4 separate regions of the Homo sapiens genome follow, and all the other regions are linked to region 2. The links are chromatin contacts, found by Hi-C or POLR2A ChIA-PET in ENCODE. All regions are on one chromosome and are shown on one strand. The core of a region is the stretch at or near the end of the contact, and the rest is flanking DNA. Distances in the headings are between cores, read along the strand shown. Region 1 overlaps TTLL5 (tubulin tyrosine ligase like 5). Region 2 holds the start of JDP2-AS1 (JDP2 antisense RNA 1). Region 3 overlaps TTLL5 (tubulin tyrosine ligase like 5). Region 4 has its middle 16 kb from the start of PGF.

Region 1 (2,856 bases), core at 282-2,781, 450 kb after region 2:
AAACATCAGTCTGCCAACCTTTTTATGTATGTGTGTGTGATCAAACAGTGCTGGGCATTGAAGGAGATATGAAAGAAATGTAAAGCAAAGCAGAGTCTATGGTCATCTGAGTCTGAATTTGCATCAGAACGTCAACCAGTGTCTGATTGGTTTTGTGGCTAGATGAAGGTGTGGCTGCTAATAAGGGAAGGTCACCCATGTGATGTCTTAGGGCAAGGTGGTTTCACTGGCTTTTGTGGTCATGAACTGCAGCCCTAGTCTTAGCCAGCTGTGTCATAGCTACACTGTGCTGGTCAGGTCACACACTAGTCCAAGCTCAGTTTTGAGTATATGTGAATATCTAGTTGTAATTATCTTCATTGCTTCTTAAATGTTGGCAAGTACAGTTAATTTAGGGACTCTCTGAAGAATCACACTGATCTCAATTGGTTAGTGAACAATAGTTTCGAAATTTTTCTGTCCAGGTAAGCATCTGTCTTTGTATCCTTTAGAGTAGGTCATTTGAGGTAGTAAGAACCTCCTTTCCTACTCACTGAAGGAGGGGGAGCTTCGTAATTGGTTTTAGAAATGAGAGGATATGTTGGAAGGCTTCCGACACCTTTGACAGCTCCATATCCTGTCTCAGGTATTTGTGTGCTTGGTCTCTCTATATGAAGAGGAGCAACTTCTGGATTGCTGTCCCATTCCTATTGGAGTCGTAGTACTGCCCAGTGCTTTATAGCAGCACCAGAAAAGTTGTACTGTTTCTCTTGCTCAGCACCCAGTCTTGTCCCAGCCGACAAACACTGTGAATGGAAGACAGCCAAGAACTCCATACAGTGTGAGACAAAGGCCTTTTGGAAGCTTACTTTTGCCAAAATAGAAACAGTTACTCTCACTCTCACCTTGGCTGCAAGGTTTTTACAGCATCACAGGGTTGCATAAAAGTCTGGATGTGTTCTTTGCTCTGAACAGTCTTGGCCTGATTCTAGGAAGGTGAGTGATTAGTAACTTACATGCTCAAGAAAATGTACCTTCTCAATAGTTTAGCTTCCAGAGGGAAACGGACAAGAAATGTCTTTGCATATGTCATGGGAATTTTATCCAAATTGGGACACAATCTAATGTGGGGAGAATACTGCATAGAAATGTTTGCTTGTCTTAAATTAGAGTACAAGGGTCACAAAGAGACATTAACCTACTCAAATAGAGAGTAGCGTTTGCCTACTTTATCCCCCTTCATTCTCAAAAAATGAATTTACAGAATTATTTCACTACAAAGAGGCATCCAGCTCTGCTCCATCACCAGGAAGCCTGAGTGAAGGCTAAAAGGAGTGTTTTTCTGGAAGGAATTAAAAAAAGAAAAAAGTCCTCCCAGAATTTAATCTCTAAACAGTATTATCTTTCTAGTAAGAGAGCCCAGATCTTGCTTCCCTGGAACCTTCCAAGTTGCAGTCTGTGTTCTGTCTATCAGAAATTTTTCCTTCCCACCCATGAGCACCCTTCTGTTGTGGGAGAAGGAGGGCCTTTCCAGTCTTTTGCCTGGGGCCAAGCCAACCCTCAAACTGTGGTTTTTCTCTGAGTCTTCTTGCTGTAGTATGGCTGTTTCCCACACCCAGCAAAGAAACAAGAGTCATGTATATGCTGAGTGTATGTTGACTAGGTCTTGAGTGGAGGCCAGTGCTTACACAGCTCTCTCATTCCCAGGACATTGACTAATGATGGTGCAGCTCCTATGCCTGTGTTGTTAATATTGTATATCGAAACCTCATGTTTCTTACAAATTATTAGAGAGAACTTCATCTAATTCTTCTGTCCTTTTATGAATGAATATCAGGACAGAACAATTCACATGATGGAGCAGTTCAGTTGGTGGGGCTGTAGGATTGGGGCCAGTACAGGACTCTCAGGGTGCCTGGAGAGGCTGATTTCTGCTGCTAGTTTACACACAACCATTTATATGTCTGCTTTTAACATTGTCTGAGTGTGTTCCTGGGTTTCTTCTTATCAGGTTTGATTGCTTTAATCCCATCCCACTTAGCCTTGGCTTTGGTGAAACACCTGGGGACTTGTCTACATTACCGACTCTTTGGAGTTTCAGATGGCATGCAATTATAATCATTTCATTATCCGTTCAGTGTATTACAGTATAATCACCAAACCACAAGTCGCAACCTAGAGGCCTTTTACTGTATTTGGAAAGAGTGTCTGCCTTCTGTTGTTGTATTGAGGCTTAGGCAAGCTTGAATCTGTGGTAGATTGAGAATTATTTCTAGTATCAGTTAAGATTCCGTTTGGCTGCTTATAACAGAACCCTCTCTACCACCAATAGTTTAATTAAGTTAAAAGGGTTTTTTTCCCACATAGTTAGAAATCTAGAGATAGGCTCTTGCAGACTTCATGGTGCCATCAGAAACCCATGCTCCTTCTGTCTTTATTCTCTGCAATCCTTAGCAAATAACTTTTACCCTATGCCTATCCACCTCTTGCTAGATTCCATGCTGTAGGTGGGAAGAAGAACAGGGAACATGAAAGGGCATAAGGTGTGCACCAGCCGAGTCTGCCCATTTAAAGAGCTTTCCCAAAAACTGCACCCAGAAACTTCTGTTTCCATCTCATTGTCCAGAACATATGGCATGTGTTATCCCTAGGTAAAAGAGAGGTTTAGAAATGTATTTTCTTTAGCTGGGCAAACATTATGACCCAAACAAAGTCAGAGTAGTAATATTAAGAAGAAAGGGAGAAGCGATTTTATCTAGGCAAGTGGCAGTCTCCTAGGCAGTAAGTTCTCCTAAATTATTTTATTTTATTGTTTGAAGTGAAAACTAATCTTATATAAAACATCAGTATCTAAGGTCCTACCATAAATTTTGCATT
Region 2 (2,700 bases), core at 121-2,620:
ACACACCCTAATTATTAGTCCCTGAATATAGATCAGTTTAGTTTATCCAAAGCCCCAGCTGAAGACACATCAAGTACTATTGCCTCTGTTCCATGTTTTGTTCCATATAAACATCCAGACACAGGTCTCATGGGAGAAACATCATGAGGCAGTTTCACAGTCCCTGGCTTTGATCTTTACGCTGTAGTAAAGGTGTCATTGGCCTTTCTGGGGCGAAGAGTCATGCTCTTCCACAAGAGTATCAAATTACTGCTCATTTTCCAATGTATATTCTTTCAGGGCCTTGCTTTCTTCTTACCTGCCCACACCAATGCTGTGAGGGAGACTGCTGATGGCGAAGGTGAAAATGGTCAGGCAATGTCATTGGGACTTGGTCTGTCTCTCCTTCCATTAGCCCACTTCTTTTATCCAGAAAGATTTCACTGCACTGGGGAAATAAGGAGAATAAAGTCTCATGCACTCACTCACATGAGAGAGACATGCATGTTCGGGTTTGCTCAATGGCACCCATCTGTCTCAAGTCTTGTTGTTTCTTTCACTCTGAGCATCTGCACTCCAAGAAGGCATGAACTTTTTCTTTCACTTCCTTTCTTCTATGGGTGATGACCTGACATCACTCTCAGAAGGAGGCCGAAAGTCGCTGAGTATAAAAATCGTCACTCCTATCTGGCTTAGGCAGAAGGTAGGGGGCTCGATGGGTACCCAGGAGCTCTGGAGGTAGGAGATGCCATCTAGGGAACCCCGTTCTACCTGAGGGCTCTGTGTCTCTGCCTTTGTATACTGGAGGGCACCATGGATGTCGCCTTCCCTCTGGAGTCCCCTTCACCATTTCCTCTCTAGAAGGATGGAAGGTGGGAGTGGGGTTGGCTATTGAAGCTGGAACGGGGAAGAAGGCCACTTGGGGTCTGCTGAGGGCTGGGTCTGCTCACTGCTGTGTCCGGAGTGGAAAGGAGAAGCCCGCTGGAGCAGGGTACAAGCCCAAGGGTCAAACTGCGCCAGCAGTAGAGCAAGCCGCGGTCTCAGGCTGCAGCCCTAGCAGAGGTCAGGCTGGTGCAGCCAGCCGTCTCGGGGCCTAAGGGCGCTGGCGGGGGCCGGTGGGTAGGGGTAGGAGTCCCCAAATGCCTTCATCTCAGCCCATCCTTCTCCACCGAAAAATAAAGCAGGCTGGCGAGATCGCCTCCTCACCCGCTCAGTCCTGAAGTGTCCAAGGATGAAACTGTGCGGAAATTCTCCCTGTCGCTCTCAGTTTGTGGGGGAAGCGCCGGGACTGAGGTACATGGTTAACACAGGCTGTGCGTGAAGGGGCTTTTGACTTTTCCCCCGGCTCCGGCCTCTCGCGTCTCTCTCCTAGGGCTGCGGCTGCTGCTGCCTGGCGGGCACAAGCCGGGCGGCGGTGCGCGGGGGGTGCGCTTACATAACCGCTCGCCGCGTCCTGCTTTCTCGAGCGCTCCTGCACCGTGGGGTGGCGGAGCCGGGGGACTGCATGGAACCCGGGACGCCCCCGCGGGGAGAGGAGCGCGAGCGGCCGCGGGAGGAGGGCGCCCAAGGCGGCGGGGGAGGTTAAGGTCAGTGGGTGTGAAGCGCCGGCTCCACACCCCCTCCTCCCCGGTCCCCTCCTTCCCTTCCTCTCCGTCCCCCTCTGACGTCTGGAGCTGGCAGCTCGGCCGGTTCCGCATTCCCGACCCCTCCCCGCCGCCCAGGGGCCGCTATATAGCCGGGGCTGATGCAACCCGTCCCGCCGCCCGCCACAGCCTGCGGGAGGGACGCTCGGCGGCCGCGACGGGGGGCGCTGGCGGCGGCGGACGCTGCAGCGGCGGCGGGGCTGGCGCCGCGGCGGCTCCCGGGCCGGGACAGGCCTGGGCACCGGGCGGAGCTCCGCGGCCGGGCGGCAGCGGCGCGGAGCGGGCACGGCGCCTGCAGCCGGGCCCCGGCCCCGGGGGCGCCGCCTCCCCCCGCACCTTCTGCACGGTGGGTGCGAGGGCGCGCGCTGGGGGCGCCGGGACGGGCGGGGCGGGGCAGGGCGCGGCGCGGGCACCTGGGACGGCCGCCCCCGCACGGGCGGAGCGCGAGGAGCCCCAGCCCAGCCCCGCGGGGAGGCTCCCGCAGCCCAGGGACCTCGAGCTTTCCCCGCGCCGGGCGCTGCAGCCGGGCCCCTCCCGCGAGGCGCCCGGCAGCCTGAGGCTTCCTTTTGGTTCCCGCCCCGGGACGGGAGGCTCCGTCCGCTCCCTGGACAGCCGGGGTGCTCCCTCCTTCTCCCTCCCGCGCTCTCCTCCCCCGTCCGTTTGCAGGGAGGTGCTCTCCTCGGGCGGCGGGGAAGGCGGGGTGAGTGGGGAGAAAAGTGCCCGCGGAGATGGGCTGTGCGGGTGGAGGTGGAGGGTGAAGGGCCAGGGAGGTGCGGGGTTGGGGTCGGGGTTAGATTGTGGAGGGATGACAAGGACCTCCTGGCAGTGAGGAAGCGCGACTCCCGGAGGACCCGGACCCGGAGGAGAGTATTGAGAAGGGCTCGGGATTTCCATCCAATGAAGGCAGCTTCTCTCATGGCCATTGCTTCGGAGCTCTGGGCTGGGAGGGGATCTAGGGGTGGCCGGGGTCCCCTTTGGGCTCTCCTGTCTCCCACGCCAGGTTATATAAGGAGGCAAGCAGGCTCCTGTAGGTAACCAGCCTCTCCCTTGCCCAGCCCAGCTTAGAAGGCTCTCCTCT
Region 3 (2,700 bases), core at 112-2,611, 400 kb after region 2:
TACAACCTGCACAGCCCAATGTCCTGGTTTCCATTTATACCTGGTAAGTCACTGTTTTGTGGATATTTAGTCTCTTGTTGTTCCTCCTTTAGTCGTAAGGATGACTAAGTTTAATGAATACAGGATTTGTAGCTTAGAGATCTGAGTTTTATTACTGGTTTGACATTAAGTGACCCTAAGCTATTCATTTAATCTTTTTATTGGGTAAGCATACTTACATATGAAGTGGCCTGTTTTGAGAGCTTTTAGATTGCCTTTAAAGCACTTTGATCTCCCTGGAAGTAGGTGCTAGGTAAATAAAAGTTACTCTCAATAGTTTTTCTACAGTAGCAACAGTGGATTCCAGTTTAGTTCTGATAATTCACTAAACTAGGGGCTGCCTTGTAAACTGTAATAAAATGTAAAGAGAATCCCATTGCTAGCTGTACTTTTCATCTCTGCATGTCAGAGAATTCACTGACTTGGTAGCCACAGGAATGAAAACTGGTGACTCACAAGAACTCTGCAAATGGTGTTATTTTTCATTTCCCTATGGTGTTGCTATTGTTCCCAATTTTATGGATCACACAAGTTTTCATCAAACGACCTTGTTCTCCCGCTGTTTTGACATCACCCCAAATGTAGCCTCAGGGTTGTCGTCTCCCATTGGGTCAGTGTAAGCTCAGCCCAGCGCCTCAAATCCCTTGGTTCCTTTGGTCTGTCTGGAGTCCTATTCAGGCTTTGTTGTGGGAGAAGAAGGCAAAGAGCCCACGACTTGCCCAGACAGTCTGAGGCCTGGCCATGTAGCTTGCAGTTCCCTAGACACTCTGGAGTTGGACTTGGCCAGCCATCCCTCTGTTGTTACTTTTCAGAGGTAATAAGTGAGATTAATTGCAGGCCATTCTCCGGAAGAGAAAGTAGTTAGAGCCAAATACAGTCACATGTTTAGAAGCCTGAGGTGTGCCTCCAAGCAAGGCCGACTTAGAATTATACAGTAGGGACTCCAGGATGCAGGTACCAAGTGTTTATGACCTCTCTCTTCCTTAAAGTGATGTTTTCAGTTTCTAGGTGCTGATACGTGGGTGTGTTAACTTTTCTTTAGCCAATGAGAAAGATTAGATTTTTCAAGCTGCCTTTTAATTATCCATTTTTGGGGTACATGGGAAGTCATTAGGAGCTGAAAGTTGATGTGCAGAGCCATCTCATCATTACTGCCAGCCTTCCATGGAATTGGACTGCATCAGGGAGGATTTTCTAGGTGTGGAGCACTCAGTGGGTTCTTAGTGCGTTTTTCTTTGTGAGACATGGAAGGGTTACTGTAAAGTCTTGGCTGCTGCTTGGAATGATTTGGGAAGAACAGGGCCTCAGACAGCTTGGCAGGAACCTGAGGCCCTGTTTTTTTCCAGTCCAGCCCTTCCTTGTGGATCGAGCTGTCAGGGAATCCCACGAATGTCTGGCTCCTGCCCCTTTGTATGTTTTTCCAGCATTTGTCATTGAATTATTTTTATCCACCTCTGGCTTTTTCACACATGCATCCTGGGCATTTGTCTGTTCCTCGATATGAAAGATGGGAGAATTTGCAGAAAGAGCACAGCTGTGAGTTTGTTCCTACTTTTTTGTGATAGGACAAGACATTGTGGGCATGGGCTGCTCCACCTGGCCAGCTCCCATTGTCTAGAGAACATCTGTATGAACTTGAAATGCCACCGAGGAGTGGGAAATCTTGAGAAGTTGGAACCATTTTCGATGTCACCCTGTCCTTCTGCCCTCTTATTCAACAATAGATTATAAATAGCTTGGTATTCTGCTTTGCGTAATTTTAAGGTACACATTTTTCAGAGATTCTGATTCTAGTTTAGTTAATAATACTTTCCTCCCTTCTTTTAGATTATTCTTAGAAATGTTGCTGGAGATTCAGGTCTCTAACTTCTCATCTTTTCATTCTCAGTCAGTCCTCAGAAATACTGAATTTGTTAATTTCCTTTAAAAATATGTCTTATGCATTTTCTATATGTCAGGCATTGTGTTAGTTGCTGGGGAGGAGCAGTAAATAAAACAGAATGGTTCCCAATCTCAAAATTTACTCTCTAGGGTATATCTTCCATGTTCTCAGCACAGTATTGGGTGCTGGGTAGGGCCTAAAAGACTTTTGAAGACATAATGTTTGATCACTAAGAGGCTACTGTCTGGCAGGGAAAGGGAGTGTATACACATGAAACAATCAGAGCAGTGGCAGGGGGCATATGACAAAGATCTGAATTTTATGGGATAGACAATTTGAAGAAAGGGTGTCAAGAAGGGCATGTAAGGAGTCAGTCCTGTCCCGGATGAACCTTGAGGGTCGTATGCTCAGTGAAGCCAGCCAGTCACAAAAGGACAAATCCATTCATACGAAACATCTAAAGTAGTCAAAATCATAGAAACAGAAAGTAGAAAGGTGGTTGCCAAGGGCTGGGGGAAGAGGGGAGGGGGAATTAGTGTTTAATGGGTATAGAGTTTCAGCTGTGAAAGATGAAAATGTTCTAGAAATCTGTTGCAGAATGATGTGAATGCACTTAACACTCCTGAACTATACATGTAAAAATGGTTAAGATGGTACATTTAAAATTATGTGTTTTTTTTTTTTTTTTAAACAAAGAAGAGTATGTAAGGATTTAAGAGAGCTCCATAGTTCCACAAAAATTACTTAGTGGCCAAATGGCAAGGTTTTGTTTTTATCCT
Region 4 (2,708 bases), core at 69-2,568, 490 kb before region 2:
ACTTGCTTATTGAGCAAGTTTTTTTCCCCCTTCCATCATTGCTTCTAGATGAACTATGTTGGTTCTCCTTTTTCTGTCCCGTAACAGTATCTTGGGCAGATCTTCTAGTATTCCTGTTGCTTTAGCTTATTAAAGGCCCAGCCCCATCTAGGCTGGTCCATCTAACCAAGACTAACCATTTCCCTTCCCCAGGCAGGGTCTGGATTTGGCCCAGGGGAGTGGGGAGGGGTGTAGTTTGCCCCTGTACCCCCACTCCTCTCTCTCTCTCCTCCTCCTTTTCTCTCCCCTTTTCTCTTCTTTCACACAGATGGGGAGGGAGAGCTTTCAGGAAAGTCCCTGTCAGCTGTGGCCATTTCTTCTCTGGCTATGAATGTTCCCGGCATGATGGCGTTCAGATGCTAACTCTCTTGTGGGTTCACCACAGGGCCACCTCGCACCACTGTTCCCTGATGTGAGAGGTCCCTTCAGCTCTATATCTCTCACCCCACCACTCAGCCACTGCCCCAACCTCCACCCAACAGCCTACCGACTGTGGGTCTGCACAGCTGCAGGCCTCCCTCTTGGGAGGACATGGACAAGACAGCTCAAGGACATGCACCTTCCGCCATGTCCACCTGACCCATGGGCAACGACTGCTGGGTGCCCCAAGGAGTCCCTGCCCTGTCTGTCTCTGCCTCTTCAATCCTGCCCTCCCCCAACCTCCCTGTCCAGATGGCGCGTGGGCTGATCTCAACAGCAAATCCAGATCCAGGGAGAGGAGGGGAGGGAGTCAGCACCCCAGGACTCCAGTGACCCATCTCCCTCTCTCTTCCTTCCCCTGTCCTGGTCTTCTGCTTATGGAGACTGAGGAAGGGGGTGCTGGGAGATTTGGGGGCATAGCAGAATTGCTTTAACCATCTCTTAATAAATCCTGTAGGCAAATGGGCCTAGTCTCAAATGGTTCCTTTGTTTTAGAATATGGGGTACTCAAGGCCCTTTTTCCTTAGCTCTGAGTCCGGCCACCCATTCGAGCAGCAGAAAAGGCCCACCCAGTACCCTCTGGCACTAGAGCATGGGCTGTCTCTCCCCTCGCATGTGTGGTCCACGAGAGCAGGGTCCTGTGTGTCTGTCCCCACTGGATCCTGGATGCCTAGTCAGTGTCTAGGACACAGAGGGTGCTCCACAAATAGATGACAAGCAAATCCCTCTAGGACCTAAATGGCTGGAACGGCTGCCAATATAGTCAAGTAGGCCAGCTGGCTCCTTCCTACCCATTCCTGCTGCGAGGCTCCTGCCCACGGATGTGGAGTTTTGCTTCTGGCTTCCAGGAGCTTTTCTGGTTTCTGTCTTGCTCTCTACAGGGGTCACTGGCCTGGGTCGGGAGGCTGCCCGCCATGTGGGTGACCTTATGGAGCCAAAAGCCTTGAAGATGCTACCGGGCCTGGGTTGGGGTCCTCAGGGCTGAGCTAGAGGCCTGGCCAGTGGGAGGGGATGGGTGCTCTTCCCAGTTCACAGTGGGTCAAAGGCAACAGCTCAGAACAGCTGCAGCTAAAGAGAGGAGAGGCAGGAGAGGAAGTGCATTTCTTTGGCAAAGTATGTCTCCTGGGGCTGACTCACACCCGTCTATGACCACAGCCAGAAGCACATTCTGACCAGCGTGTCCTGCAGAGTCCCCAGGCCTCGGTGAACAGGGCACCAAGGACAGCTGCCTCAGCAGGGCCACCCCACTCCGCTGGACATCCCCAGCTCCCCTCAAAGCCCCAGGCAGGCCCCTGTGCCCCTGGGTCCCTGTGGGTTTCTCCTCAGCAGCCTCAAATGAGGAAGTGAGGCTGAGGAGAGAATGGGGGAACTTCTCTTCCCCCAATACATATAGCAGCATATAACATCAAAGACACAGACACACAGACACACACACACACACACACACACACACACACACACACACACACCCCTTGCAGGTCAGAAGCAGAGTGGAGTTTGATAGTAAGTGGTTTGGATTAAAAAAAAAATAGGCCTGGCATGGTGGCTCATGCCTGTCATCCCAGCACTTTGGGAGGCTGAGGCGGGTGGATCACTTGAGGTCAGGAGTTCAAGACCAGCTTGGTCAACATGGTGAAACCCTGTCTCTACTAAAAATACAAAAATTAGCCGGGCATGGTGGCGCACGCCTGTAATCCCAGCTACTCAGAAGGCTGAGGCAGGAGAATCGCTTGAACCTGGGAGGTGGAGGTTGCAGTGAGCCGAGATTGTGGCACTGCACTCCAGCCTGGGCGACAGAAGGAGACTCCGTCTCAAAAAAAAAACCATTAAAAAATAATAAGAAGATTTATTTTTTTCCTGCCAAAGCACTGAGGAGGAAGACGGAAGGAACTGGGGGGTAAAAGGCAGAGAAATCCGGGCAGCATCTGCTGGTCCTTGCGTCTGTTCAGCAGCCCGAGCAGGCTATACGTGCTGCCGTTCAGCGCCCTGAGACCCAGCCCAGGATGTCTATCAGGAGGGCCGGAGGAGTTCGGGAGTCCTTGCGGCACTGGGCTGGGGCAGCCCTAAGCCCTGGGAGAGGAGGAGATTGTGCTCTTGATGCTGTTAAAAAGTGGCTGGGACCAGCCTCTCCTCAACTTTGGAAACAAAACTACATCTTGGGAGCTCCTCGTTAGGGAAGGGGCGACCCCAGGGTGCTGTAGAAGCAGGTTGGGCGACCTCCGGGGCAGCCTTGAAGTGGCCTCCACAGG

The links. A loop is a pair of places that touch in the nucleus more often than their neighbours do. ChIA-PET counts read pairs that join two places held with the same protein, here RNA polymerase II (POLR2A). Pooled maps may share reads with other maps.
Region 1: a loop to region 2 is called in a pooled map, with 6 times the contacts of the local background. The contact joins the enhancer-like site here to the promoter of JDP2-AS1 in region 2. A Hi-C loop is called at or near these places in 2 of 50 pooled maps. POLR2A ChIA-PET finds 5 or more read pairs at or near these places in 2 of 52 experiments (Caco-2 and activated T-cell).
Region 3: a pooled map shows a loop between it and region 2 (2.1-fold over the local background). The contact joins the enhancer-like site here to the promoter of JDP2-AS1 in region 2. A Hi-C loop is called at or near these places in 1 of 50 pooled maps. POLR2A ChIA-PET finds 5 or more read pairs at or near these places in 2 of 52 experiments (PC-9 and activated T-cell).
Region 4: a pooled map shows a loop between it and region 2 (6-fold over the local background). The contact joins the enhancer-like site here to the promoter of JDP2-AS1 in region 2. A Hi-C loop is called at or near these places in 2 of 37 single-sample maps with no recorded cell type and 3 of 50 pooled maps.

Annotation. Positions count from the first base shown.
Region 1 is chr14:75,875,945-75,878,800 of GRCh38, forward strand. The region is part of intron 29 of TTLL5 (tubulin tyrosine ligase like 5); the gene reads left to right. Among named protein-coding and RNA genes, the nearest start is that of TGFB3, 100 kb to the right of the region's middle. RefSeq lists a silencer at 73-162. Within about 2 kb of position 1,532, at least 10 of the 41 ENCODE cell types and tissues checked have a DNase peak (open chromatin) inside an H3K27ac peak, as active enhancers do.
Region 2 is chr14:75,426,285-75,428,984 of GRCh38, forward strand. It overlaps JDP2-AS1 (JDP2 antisense RNA 1), which reads right to left and starts at 1,371. Exons shown (of 2, transcript NR_184172.1): 1 at 1,186-1,371; 2 at 1-427. JDP2 (Jun dimerization protein 2) reads left to right here and starts at 1,738. Exons shown (of 4, transcript NM_001135048.2): 1 at 1,738-1,968. RefSeq lists enhancers at 507-606, 857-1,186, 1,207-1,266, 1,234-1,791 and silencers at 1,457-1,726, 1,977-2,156, 2,217-2,386.
Region 3 is chr14:75,822,135-75,824,834 of GRCh38, forward strand. The region is part of intron 28 of TTLL5 (tubulin tyrosine ligase like 5); the gene reads left to right. Among named protein-coding and RNA genes, the nearest start is that of TGFB3, 160 kb to the right of the region's middle. Within about 2 kb of position 1,362, at least 12 of the 41 ENCODE cell types and tissues checked have a DNase peak (open chromatin) inside an H3K27ac peak, as active enhancers do; they include PC-9, where a contact is called at or near this core.
Region 4 is chr14:74,938,678-74,941,385 of GRCh38, forward strand. No RefSeq gene overlaps it. Among named protein-coding and RNA genes, the nearest start is that of PGF, 16 kb to the right of the region's middle. Within about 2 kb of position 1,319, at least 11 of the 41 ENCODE cell types and tissues checked have a DNase peak (open chromatin) inside an H3K27ac peak, as active enhancers do.